2 separate regions of the Homo sapiens genome follow, and region 2 is linked to region 1. The links are chromatin loops, found by intact Hi-C in ENCODE. Cell type or tissue: HCT116. All regions are shown on one strand. Links, peaks and the distances in the headings refer to the core of each region. The heading gives the core; the rest is flanking DNA.

Region 1 (5,478 bases), core at 268-5,267:
CATTTTAGCCAGGCTGGTCTTGAACTCCGGGCCTCAGGTGATCCACCCGCCTCAGTCTCCCAAAGTGCTGGATTACAGGCATGAGCCACCATGCCCGGCCTCGTAATGATAATCAAAAAAAAAAAAAAAGATCCTGGGCCAGGCACGGTGGCTCACACCTGTGATCCCAGCACTTTGGGAGTCTGAGGCAAGTGAATCACCAGGTCAGGAGTTCAAGAAAAACCTGGCCAACACGGCAAAATCCCATCTCTACAAAAAATACAAAAAGTTAGCTGGGCGTAGTGGCAGATAACTGTAATCCCAGCTACTCGGGAGGCTGAGGCAGGAGAATCACTTGAACCCAGGAGGTGGAGGTTGCAGTGAGCCGAGATCACGTCACTGCACTCCAGGCTGGGGGACAGAGTGAGACTCCATCTAAACAAAACAAAACAAAACAAAACAAAACAAAAAAACAGATTCTGGCTCTAGCCCCTGAGATCCCGTTTAAGGGCATCTTGAGTAGACCCCAGAAACCTATTTTTTTAAAATCTGCCCGGGGAATTTGGGTGCACAGCCAGGCTTGGGGACCACTGGCCAGGGGGAAGCTTTCCTCCAAATATCTCTGGAATCCTTCCACCTCTCCCACCTCCACCTCCGTCTCCACGGCTGAGACTCCATTCTGGACAATGACAGAAGCCTCCTGTACCCTCTCCCTGCCTCCGTCCTCTCCCTGCCTCTGTCCTCTCCCTGCCTTCGTCTGCCACGCGGCTGCCCCGGTGATCTTTCAAAGCACAAATTTAATCCTGTTGCATAGCTCCTTTGAAACTGTTCCATGGCCTCCCGTTGCCCTCGGTACAAAATAGAAAAAAGCACAACCTTCTCAGCAGAGTGGAGTCAGGGATTCAGCTGTGTGCACAGAGTATTACAGCAGGAAGCCTTTGGAGCCGCAGAGGTCTGTGCAAGGGCCCCGGGAGCACTGGGGAACACAGATGAATTCTGCCAGGAGGAGAGAGGTGGTGGGAAGCCTTCTCAGAGAAAGAGGCGTTGAGCTGGGCCTTGCAAGTGAGCTGGTGTTTGTCAGGAGAGTGGGGTGAAGGCAAAAGGCGGTGGCAGCAGGGGGATTCCAGGCAAGGGGGATAGCATCTGCAAAGCCAAGGAGGTGTTGGGGGCTATGTCCCCCTCAGTGCGGGCAGGGGCTAGGTGAGCTGGGAGAAGAGGGAAAGGTGAGGGTGGGAAGAGGCGGTGAGGAAAGAGCAGAGAGACTGTGAAAGTCCAGTTCAGCTGGGAAGCAGGGAGGGGGTGAGCGTCTCCATCGCCTCCCAGAGCCATCTCGCCCAGGGGCAGGTTACCAGCTTCAGGCCCTTGTCCTCACTCCCCACCCCCTGCCCCACCCCCCACTGCTTGGTGGGGGCCTTGGGCAAGGCCATCCGGTCGGGAAGGGGGACATGTTCCTTCTCTGCTCCCCCAGGGGCCCTATGGCTCCCACTAATTGTTCACAGTTCATACCCTTGGCTCTCCGCCCCCCTCCCCCAGGGCCTGCCTGGGCGCTTCTCCTTTGCCCTCACCCTTGTGTGTGTGTGTGTGTGTTGTTGTGTGAGTCCTGAAGGTCATGTGGTCACCCAGTCTCTGTCTTTGTCTGTCTAAAAGCTAGTATGGCACAGTGTGCATGTGTTTATGAACACGTCCCTCCCACCCGAGGGTTCCTAGCCTCAGAGTCAAGTCCCCCTGGGCCTTTCAAGGCTGTAAGAGGTGATTCTAGGGGCTACAGCAATAGAGACCCAGCCAGAGGGAGCAGGAGGGCTCCAGCCCACAATTCCAGGAGCCCCACGGCCAGCCACCTCCGGAGGAACACACGGCCTACGTGAAAATAGCCCGCGGCACAGCCACAGCACCTGGCGTGGCTGAATTCCTCTCCTGCCCCGCTCAATGCCCAGCACCAGCCCGACACTGCCGTAGAGGAACTCGGGAGCTGCTTGCATTTCAGAAAGGGCCCCTTCACCACAGTTAGAGAGCAAATAAATGGGTCCTCTGGGGCTGGGGCTGGGGCTGGGATTCCCTCTGTAGCCCCCTTCCCCACTGTGGAGGCCCCTTTCCTCCACACACCCTCACCCCTGCAATTCCTTACCTGGAGCAGAAACAAGGTTCTACCCAGGCCATGGGGCCTGGCCATGCAGGTCAGCCCTGGGTCCTGGTGGAGGACCCAAAGTCTCCCTGCTGAGGACCAACGTCCGGTGGCCCTAGCTGGGGTGACATCACACAAGGGGCTCGCACAAGGCTTCTGTCTTCCAGGAAGGAGATGGGAAGAGAGATCTCCCTGCAAAGGCTGGAAAAGAAATCACGTCCCAGAATTGTTGGCAGAAGGTTAATTGGATGCATTTGTAAGCTTGTTCCTGGGACAGGCATGTTAATAGCACTAAAACATCTGAAAACTTCCAGAGCTACACGGAGGAGTTAATAGGCCTGGAGAGTCCAAGGTTACATTGAGGCACCTCCCAGCAGTGGAAAGAGCAGTGGACCAGGAGCCTGAGAGCCTGAACCCCTGGCTCCTCACCACATCTCACTGTGGTCCCCAGGCAAGCCCTGGCCTCTCTAGACCTGGAAAACATTAGTGTGGAAGGCGGGTCGCCTGGGTCGTCCGAAGGAAGCCTCACTGTGGTCTTGTGTGGTGATGTTATCATTATTTCCGTTTTGTGGAAGAGGAAACTGAGATTCCTCAAATGAGGTGCAATTTGCCACTGCTGGTGCTGGGGTCAGTACTGGAGCCTGACTGCATGCCAAGGGCTAAAATCACAGGGCTGGACCAAGGGCCAGCCAGAATAGACGTTCCCTTGGTGTCCACTGGGAGGCGCCCTAGACTGCTTCTCCTAGTTGGCACCAGCACCTGAATCCCTCAGCCAGAGTGGTTTCCCCTGAGTGATCTCTGGACAAGGTGGGACTGGGGGCTGCCAGCTCCTGGGGCAAGGTCAGGAAGCTTCCTGGTCCTCCCTCCCCATCCTAGCCACCTCCATGAAGGAGCCTCCTGCTCTCACCTTCCAAGGGCAAGGGAGGGAAGAGTGAGGTTTCAAACCTTCCCTCCTCAGGCCCCTGGGGAGCCCATGTATCAGATTGGAGTCAGCTATAAATGTCAGAGGCTCAGAGAGGGTTAGTCACTTGCCCCAGGTCACATAGTCACGTCCGTCTGATTCTGAAAACCTAAACTTGGTCCTGATTCAGGCGAGGCTCACGGCAGATGTGGTGGGATTCCGTCGGTCACATGGCCCACAGCAGGCAAGAAGGTGCTGGTCAGCTGGGCCTGCAAGTCCCACTGGTGGCAAAAGGGCTGAGTCTCGTAGAGGGGGTTCCTACAGTCACTTGAGGGTCCAGGGCTGCGTGCAGGTAGTCAGGGCCAGGCATGGGAGCTCGTGAAAGGGCAGGAGGAGGCATTCAGCCAGTGGATGTCCTTGGCATCAGGGTCCGTGTCTGTATCTGAAAGTGGGCATGTAAGTGGGGGATGGGGTGGAGGCAGAGGGCTGCGGCTCAGGCCCAAGACCCCAGGTCATGCTCGCTCAGAATTCAAGTTTGTCAGCTTGTTAGAAGAATGAGGATGGTGACAGCCGGGGATCTGGGGAGGAAGGAGGCCTTTGGAGATGGGAGTTGGGGAGGCTGTGATTGGGGGATGTTGAGCAATGGCTTGAGGAAGTCGAAGGATCAACCTTCCCGAGTATTCCGAGTTGGTCTGGAGCTGACGGGGAGTGGCTGGGCTGGGTGAGGGGAGGTGACAGTGACATTGAGTTTGGGGACACAGTGCTCATCTCTCCCTGCTGGGCTTTCTGGAAGGTGGAGGACAACAGGAGGGAAGCCGAGCATCCCAGGACAGAGCTTTGCAAAGTTACAGCTGGTTCCTGCCCTCTATACTCAACTCTAGCAACTGTGACTCTCTCCTAGAGCAAGCCTGACCCTACTGAGACCCCTACCAACATAGAGACCACCTAACCCAACCCGTTACTCAGGTCACCTCACCACAGCAGAGGCAGGAGCAGGCCCAGGGCTGGAGAGAAGCCCATCCCCAGGCCCCAGGGCTCACAGCAAAGCCAAGGAGACAAGCAGCCACCAGGTGCACCGGATTAAGGCTGTCCAGGTAGGGGGCTCCATTTCCCCGTAGACAGAGGTAGCCAAGGGGACTATAGGGCTAGAGGAGGCATCCTGGAAAATCCCAGCCCTTCCCCAGCAGGTCACAGAACCGGCTCTCCCAGCTGAGGCCCTTCCCTCCCAGCAACATGTCCAGGGGCACCTGACTTGAACTATAAATAGAGGATGACGGAAGGCTCCGGAAGCCCAAGGGAGGGCAGGAGAAAGGAATTCTGATTCTCCCCCAGCGAGGCCCTGCAAGGCTGCACTGACAGAGCAATCTCTTCGAGGTTGGATAGGAGTGCCCCTGGCATTGGAGGTCCAGGAGGGCCATTCAGGCAGAAGGAACAGTCTGGGGAAGCAAGGAATGGAGCAGGCAGGTGGCTCTGAGAGGCTGGACACAGGCTGCAAGGGACTGCGGCAGTTCCTGAGACCCAGTGGCCAAGGGCCCTGAATGTCAGGCTAAGGGCTTTGTTCTGGAGACCTGAGTCTTGGTCTCAGGGCCGTTCTGGTTTTGTGGTGAGGAGTTAAGAGTAACACACAATGGGGGGAGGGGGGAGGGATAGCATCGGGAGATATACCTAATGCTAGATGACGAGTTAGTGGGTGCAGCGCACCAGCATGGCACATGTATACATATGTAACTAACCTGCACAATGTGCACATGTACCCTAAAACTTAAAGTATAATAAAAAAAAAAAAGAGTAACACACAAGGCCGGGTGCAATGGCTCACGCCTTATAATCCCAGCACTTGGGGAGGTTGAGGCAGGTGGTCACTTGAGGTCAGGGGTTCGAGACCAGCCTGGCTAACATGGTGAAACCCTGTCTTTACTAAAAATACAAAAATTAGCTGGGCGTGGTGGTGCACACCTCTAATCCCAGCTACTCGGGAGGCTGAGGCAAAAGAATCGCTTGAACCTGGGAGGCGGAGGTTGCAGTGAGCTGAGATTGTGCCACTGAACTCCAGCCTGGGCAACAGAGCAAGATCCCATCTCAAAAAAAAAAAGAGTAACACACAAGAACATGTAACATACAAGAACAAGGTCACCTGGAGCAGAGTACCAGAAAGTACATGGCCATCTTTCCCCGTGGAATGGAGGAATACCATGGTGTGCCAGAGACTATAACTATTCCCCAACATCTGTTCTGTCTTCTTTGCCACGGAACCCCTGATTTTTGCTGGGCAAACAACCCCCTGAAATACAAGCTACATTTCCCAGCCTCCCTTACAGCCAGGTATGGCCATGTGTATAAGTTGTAAGAAGAAGTGCCACTCAGAGGCAGCAGGTTGCACCCTGTTACCTCTTCTCCCTTTCTGCTGGAAAGGAATATGCATGTGATTGCTCGAGCAGGAGCAGCTATCTTGGATCATGAGGTAGAAGCCCCATGT
Region 2 (5,242 bases), core at 1-5,000, 96 kb after region 1:
GCAGCCTTCGCCCGTCTCTGACTAACTTTCTTGGCCTCTCTCTCCTTCTGTCTCCTTTCTCCCATCTGCTCCTCACAGGGCTGCCCTGGGCCGGTGATGGGCCCCTCGGCCTCTCCCTCTGCCTCTCTCTGTGCCTCTCACCTCTGTCTCTCTGTCCTGTGACCTCCGACAGCTTCAGTGGCGCTGACTATCTTTCCCAGGCTGCTTGGCAGCTGTGCCGACGCTGCAGCGTGGCCAAATAACTCTAACGTTCTCATATCTTCAGCAGTCAATCTCACACTCTCCCTGCTCTTCCACTCTGTTTCTAACCTGACTTTACCTCTCCAGCTGTTTCGGGCTCCTTTCCTTCCCCCTGCCTGCCCGTGTGAGCACGTGTCCTCTCGTGTGTGTGTGTGTGTGTATGTGGTGCGTGCGTGTCCACATGTCCATGTGTGCCATGGCCCTCTGGGAGGGGCGCCCGCGTGTCGCTGGGTGGAGTGGGCGTTTCCGTGTTGTAGAGGCAGGGCCAGGTTGTCACAGCAGGTGTATCGTGCTTCTGATAATCAGGATGTTGGGCCCTGAAACCACTCCCTGCCCTTTCCGTTTCAGTTTGTCTCCCTTCACGTGCACACGTGGCATGCCTGGGTCTCCCCAGTGCATCTCCTCTCGGGATCCCTGCGTGCCATCGCTGTATGTGTGTCGTCACTGCTGCTGTGGTTGGCCTGACTGTGGCCTCTGCCATCCTCTCCCTGCCCCTCTGGATGTCTGTGGGGCTCATGTGCATGTGTGTGTGTACATATGCACGCACGTGCGTGTGTGCGTGCGTGTGCGTGTGTGTATGCGCATGTGTGCGTGCGTGTGTACATGTGTGTGCATGCATGTGCGTGTGTGTGTGCGCACGTGCACCCTGCTTTGGGATCCTGATGTCTCCCCTCCAGGGCCTGGCATATTCCATGCATGTCTGTCTGTGCCTGTCGTGGTCACCTGTGTGCTGGAGGCTGGTCTCTACCAGAGGGCCATGGCTCATGTCCACCCTCAGCGTGTGGCTCCCAGTTTGTGGCTGTGTGCTCTCAAAGCTGTTCTATTTTAGCCTGTCCTGAGCCTCATGCTACTGGTCCCCCGTCTCCTCCTCCCTACCTACCCCTACCTCTCTTCCTCCTCATGGGACATTCCATCCTGGTCCCTGGGCAGGCTTTTAGTGCCCCCTTCCTGACCCCCAGCTGAACGGAGCCTGGGCTCACCACCCAGCCATTGGGTCAAAGAACCCAGCATCCTGGGAACGGCATGGAGTCAGGTACAGACAGGGCTTCTCGGTGGTGCCCGTCTTTCTGTGACCCTGGGTGAGAGCCTTACCAAATGCACAGTCTTCAGCAAGTGGGAGAAGGATGGGAACTGAGGAGCAAGGGGGTGTAGGCTCACCCTATCCAATATGGGGCCATTAAACTAAATGAGCTTACATTCAACAAAATTAAAATTTCAGCTCTCAGCCACACTGGCCACATTGCAAATGCTCAAGTGCACACGTGTGGCATGTGGCTGCTCCACTGGACAGCACAAATACAGAACACTCTGTCACTGTGGAGAGTTGTCCTGACCTCACCTGGTCAGTCTCACGTCTGGAGGGTGGGAAGAGAACTCTTGATGAGCCCAAGCAAACACAGGTGGGGCATCTGGGAAACAGACATTCTGGGCGTGTTTGCAGAGGGTAATGACGCGGAGAGGCACCTGGACACACCACACCACGGTGGAGCCTCCCCCTTCCAGGCTGGGGGCGGATGGGATAGAACAAGCCTCTGAGGACTGGGGGCAGTGGCCACCTCAGAGACCGACTATGCAAGCCAATGACTGGAGGGTGGGGGGTTTCTGGGGAACAGGAAGAATGGGGACACCCCCCAAAATATCCCCTATAGGAGTAGTTAAGCCACAGTCGCCTGGGGTAGAGGCTGCAAGGAGAATGGGCCCCGGGCATGGGTCTCCAGGGAAAACCAGGTGTCCACGTGGACTGGAGTACCGCTCCTGCCGGCCCGCCGGGCATGGCAGCTGCTGGGGTCTTCAGAGAAGGTCCTGCCACCCCCCAGGCCGGGGTGCCCAACGCAGCTCACTTCCCAGCCCAATCTCATTTGGACTCCCCTGCCCTCAGGTTGCCTGCAGGAGGGAAGGCGGTGAACACAGCCCCCGTGCCAGGCCAGACACCCCACGATGAGTCCGACCGCCGGACCGAGCCACGTTCCTCCGTCTCAGACCTCGTCAACTCCCTCACCAGCGAGATGCTCATGGTGAGAATGAGGGAGCCTGCGCTGCTCCAAGGAACTGGGCTGGGAGGCCAGGGGCAGGAAGAAGAGGGATGTGTGTGGGAATGATTAACAGCATGGGAGTGGCCAGGCAGGGAACTGGGTCAGAAGCAGCCTGGAGAGCCAGGCCCAGCATGGTGGCCACTCGGCGCTTGGTGACTGAGCGTCCAAGGCCTGGGTTTGCTTCCCAGCTCTTTCACCAAAATATCTTCTCCATGTCTCAGTTTCTTCCTTTGACAAGTGAAAATAAGAATACCCATCCTGCTTGGATCCCTTTGTGGATTGAGAAGGGGCCAAAGAAAACCCACTCATGCAAGATACTTTCAGGATCCTAGAGGGAAAGGCTGGTGGGCAGAGGACTCAGGGCAGAAGATGTCCCCTCCTGAGAGTGATGTCCCCTTAATTGGAGGTCTGGGGTAGAATGCCTAGCCCAGTGACCTGCCCCATTCCCATGGCTGGTGGCCCCTGAGAACAGGAGAGCAGGAATCCACTGGTCCCGGCTCCTCTGAGGGGACAGCTGTGATGGGGGCTCCTGTCCACACCCACGCCCCACCAGATGCCACCAACCCTGTGGGATCCTAGTTCTAGGTTGTTTGGCCCAGACAGAGGTTGTGGTTCCCATGGTGCCCCCAGGGGGGCAGCAGTGAGTCACAGCCACTTGCCCCACCTGTACTTTCCAAAGAGGCCCTGGAGGGAGAAAACTGGGGATTAGCTCAGAAGTCTCAGGAAGGCTTGAAGAGGCGATGAGGCTGGGAACCCAGCACCTGCTCTGTTCCTACTGGACTTGACCTGGGACACTTCATCTCCTTGGATTCAACCCCTCCCTTCTGTAGAGAGAAAGAAGTAGGCTTGGGAGCTCCCAGCCCTCCCCTACTGCCCTGGCACCAGAGCCCCCACCCTTCTGCCATGTAGGGTTCCAGCCAGCTCTAACCATCCATCCCCACTGCCCCTTCTAGCCTGGCGTTTCTCAAATTGCTACGTGCACAGGAATCAGCCGGGAACCTTGGTAAAATGCAGATTCCTGGTCAATGGGCCTTCGGTGGGGCCTAAGAGCCTGCTTTTTTTTTTTTTTTTTTTTTTTTGAGACAGAATCACTCTGTCCCCCAGGCTGGAGTGCAGTGGCACAATCTCAACTCACTGCAACATCTGCCTCCCGAGCTCAAGTGATTCTCCTCCCTCAGCCTCCCGAGTAGCTGGGATTACAGTAGTACACCACCACGCCCGGCTAATTTTTCTATTTTTAGTAGAGACGGGGTTTCACCATGTTGGCCAGGCCAGTCTCAAACTCTTAGCCTCAAGTGATCCACCTGCCTCGGCCTCCCAAAGTGCTGTGATTACAGGCATGAGCCACTGCGCCCGGTCTATCCTGTGGTTTTCTTGAATCCACATTAGAGCATCAGATTTTCCACATCCTAGATCTGGTCACCTTGGGCCTCCCCACCTCTCCCCTTCTCCCTGCCCACCAGGCCCCTGTGTGTCTGGCCCTCCACTGCCCTCCTTCCATCTTCCCCCCCCCAGGAAGACTGGCCCCAGCTGTCTTCTCTTCTGGATGGGCCATTGCCACAGCCCACCCTGCCTCCCTGCACAGCCCCTTAATTGGTTACAGCTTCCTGGCAGCCAGGTTCCCAGAAGGGACAGCCCCTTCCCAGCCAGCTTGCCTGCCCCTTGCTGCCCCCAGGGAAGGGCCGACAGCTGCAGCCAGCGGAAGGAAGGGCAGGCCTCATCTCCCTCTCCTGTGCTGGGAGGATGCTCAGAGGTGGGAGGGCAGAGTCTAATTGCACAGCTCTGTGCCAATGCTAGGTCGTTGATGTTAACAGCCATGATAAGATAAGCAGGGCAGAATCAGCCCACTGTGACCTCAGCCTGTCCTGGTCTCTGGACCCTGGGCTGTGGAATCTGGGGGTCAAGAGACAAGAGTTAAGCACCCAGAGCTGGCCAAAGAAGGAGCTGAGGGGCAGAGGTGTCTGAGAAGAGGCGAGGCCACACCTGCTTCTGGGCACCTCCTGCCCTGGTATAGGGGTGGCTTGCTGCTTTTCGAGGCTGACTTCTGCTGGTGCAAGCGCTCAGGAAGCACCTTCCCTGACTGTGATGGGGTGGCCAACCTGGCTGCCACAGAGATGGCTCTGTCCCAGCTGAGTAAGTAGGGCTCAGGGTTGTGGCTTAAGAAGGCTGGGAGTGGGCATAGAGCTGCCACCCCTTTCCCAGGTGAAACCTACCTGGCCAGCCCAGGCCTTCCCAAGACCACACTGTTTGGCAGCCAGGAGCCAAGGGACCAGAGGGACCTCAGGTGGGGCTGAGGCCAGCTGGGCTTCAGTCACCAGCAACTCCACCCCAACTTCAGAAGCAAGGGGGAGGGCGAGTGATCTTTGCTGGCACTGTCTACCCATGCTATGCCCCAGGTGCTCGATCCCTCTGCCAGTGGGTCAGGTCGCGGGGCAGAACTCTAGAAGGAACCCCTTCTAGCTCTCCCAGGACCCCGCAAAGTAGGTCTCATGGTCCCCACTCTGCAGATGTAAAAACAGGGTCAAAGGGTGTGGGGCTGGCATGAGCAGGGAAAAGAGCGTCGGGAAAAAGCAGGCTGTGGGCAGGAAAGCCACATTCTCAATGGGCCTGCGGTGGCGCTTGCAGGTTTGTCTGGATCGGCCAAGGGGTGGGGGCTGGAGGGAACATCTTCTGCTGTAAGGCAGCTCGGTGCCCCCAACTAGGCAGGACCGGGGTAAAGCCTCAGACTGTAGATCTGAGGGCAAGAGCAAGGCGCAGGTGGAAGGGCACTCAGGATTCCTGGCCGATAAACTGGGTTCCATTCCCACTGGCCATTCAATCGCAGGTGACTTGAGGCAAGTGACCTAACCTGTCTGTGCTCGCAGCCACAGTTGGAACACCGGGAAACTGTTCCAGCTGTGTTCCACGTGTTCCAGCGGGAGTGCTTGCCTCATTGGGATGTTGTAAGAGGTCAGTGAGGACAAGGCACA

The links. Peaks named below come from ENCODE experiments on the same cell type or tissue, not always from the same donor. Only the 100,000 strongest peaks of a DNase experiment are listed, where the experiment ranks them.
Region 2: a loop joins it to region 1, with 5 times the contacts of the local background. A loop is called at or near these places in 34 of 110 quality-filtered maps.

The regions. Positions count from the first base shown.
Region 1 is chr11:61,625,666-61,631,143 of GRCh38, reverse strand. It overlaps the pseudogene RPLP0P2. Among named protein-coding and RNA genes, the nearest start is that of SYT7, 47 kb to the right of the region's middle. RefSeq lists enhancers at 1,520-2,501, 3,857-4,417, 4,418-4,980 and a silencer at 2,693-2,987. In HCT116, for the core only: a CTCF peak has its summit at 2,822 (motif pointing right); DNase peaks (open chromatin) are centred at 2,843 and 4,236; H3K4me3 peaks cover 763 bases; H3K27ac peaks cover 1,932 bases.
Region 2 is chr11:61,530,002-61,535,243 of GRCh38, reverse strand. It overlaps SYT7 (synaptotagmin 7), which reads left to right. Exons shown (of 13, transcript NM_001365809.2): 8 at 2,120-2,255. Among named protein-coding and RNA genes, the nearest start is that of LRRC10B, 24 kb to the right of the region's middle. RefSeq lists enhancers at 1-362, 363-1,302, 4,782-5,242. In HCT116, for the core only: a CTCF peak has its summit at 2,898; no DNase peak of the experiment used is centred there.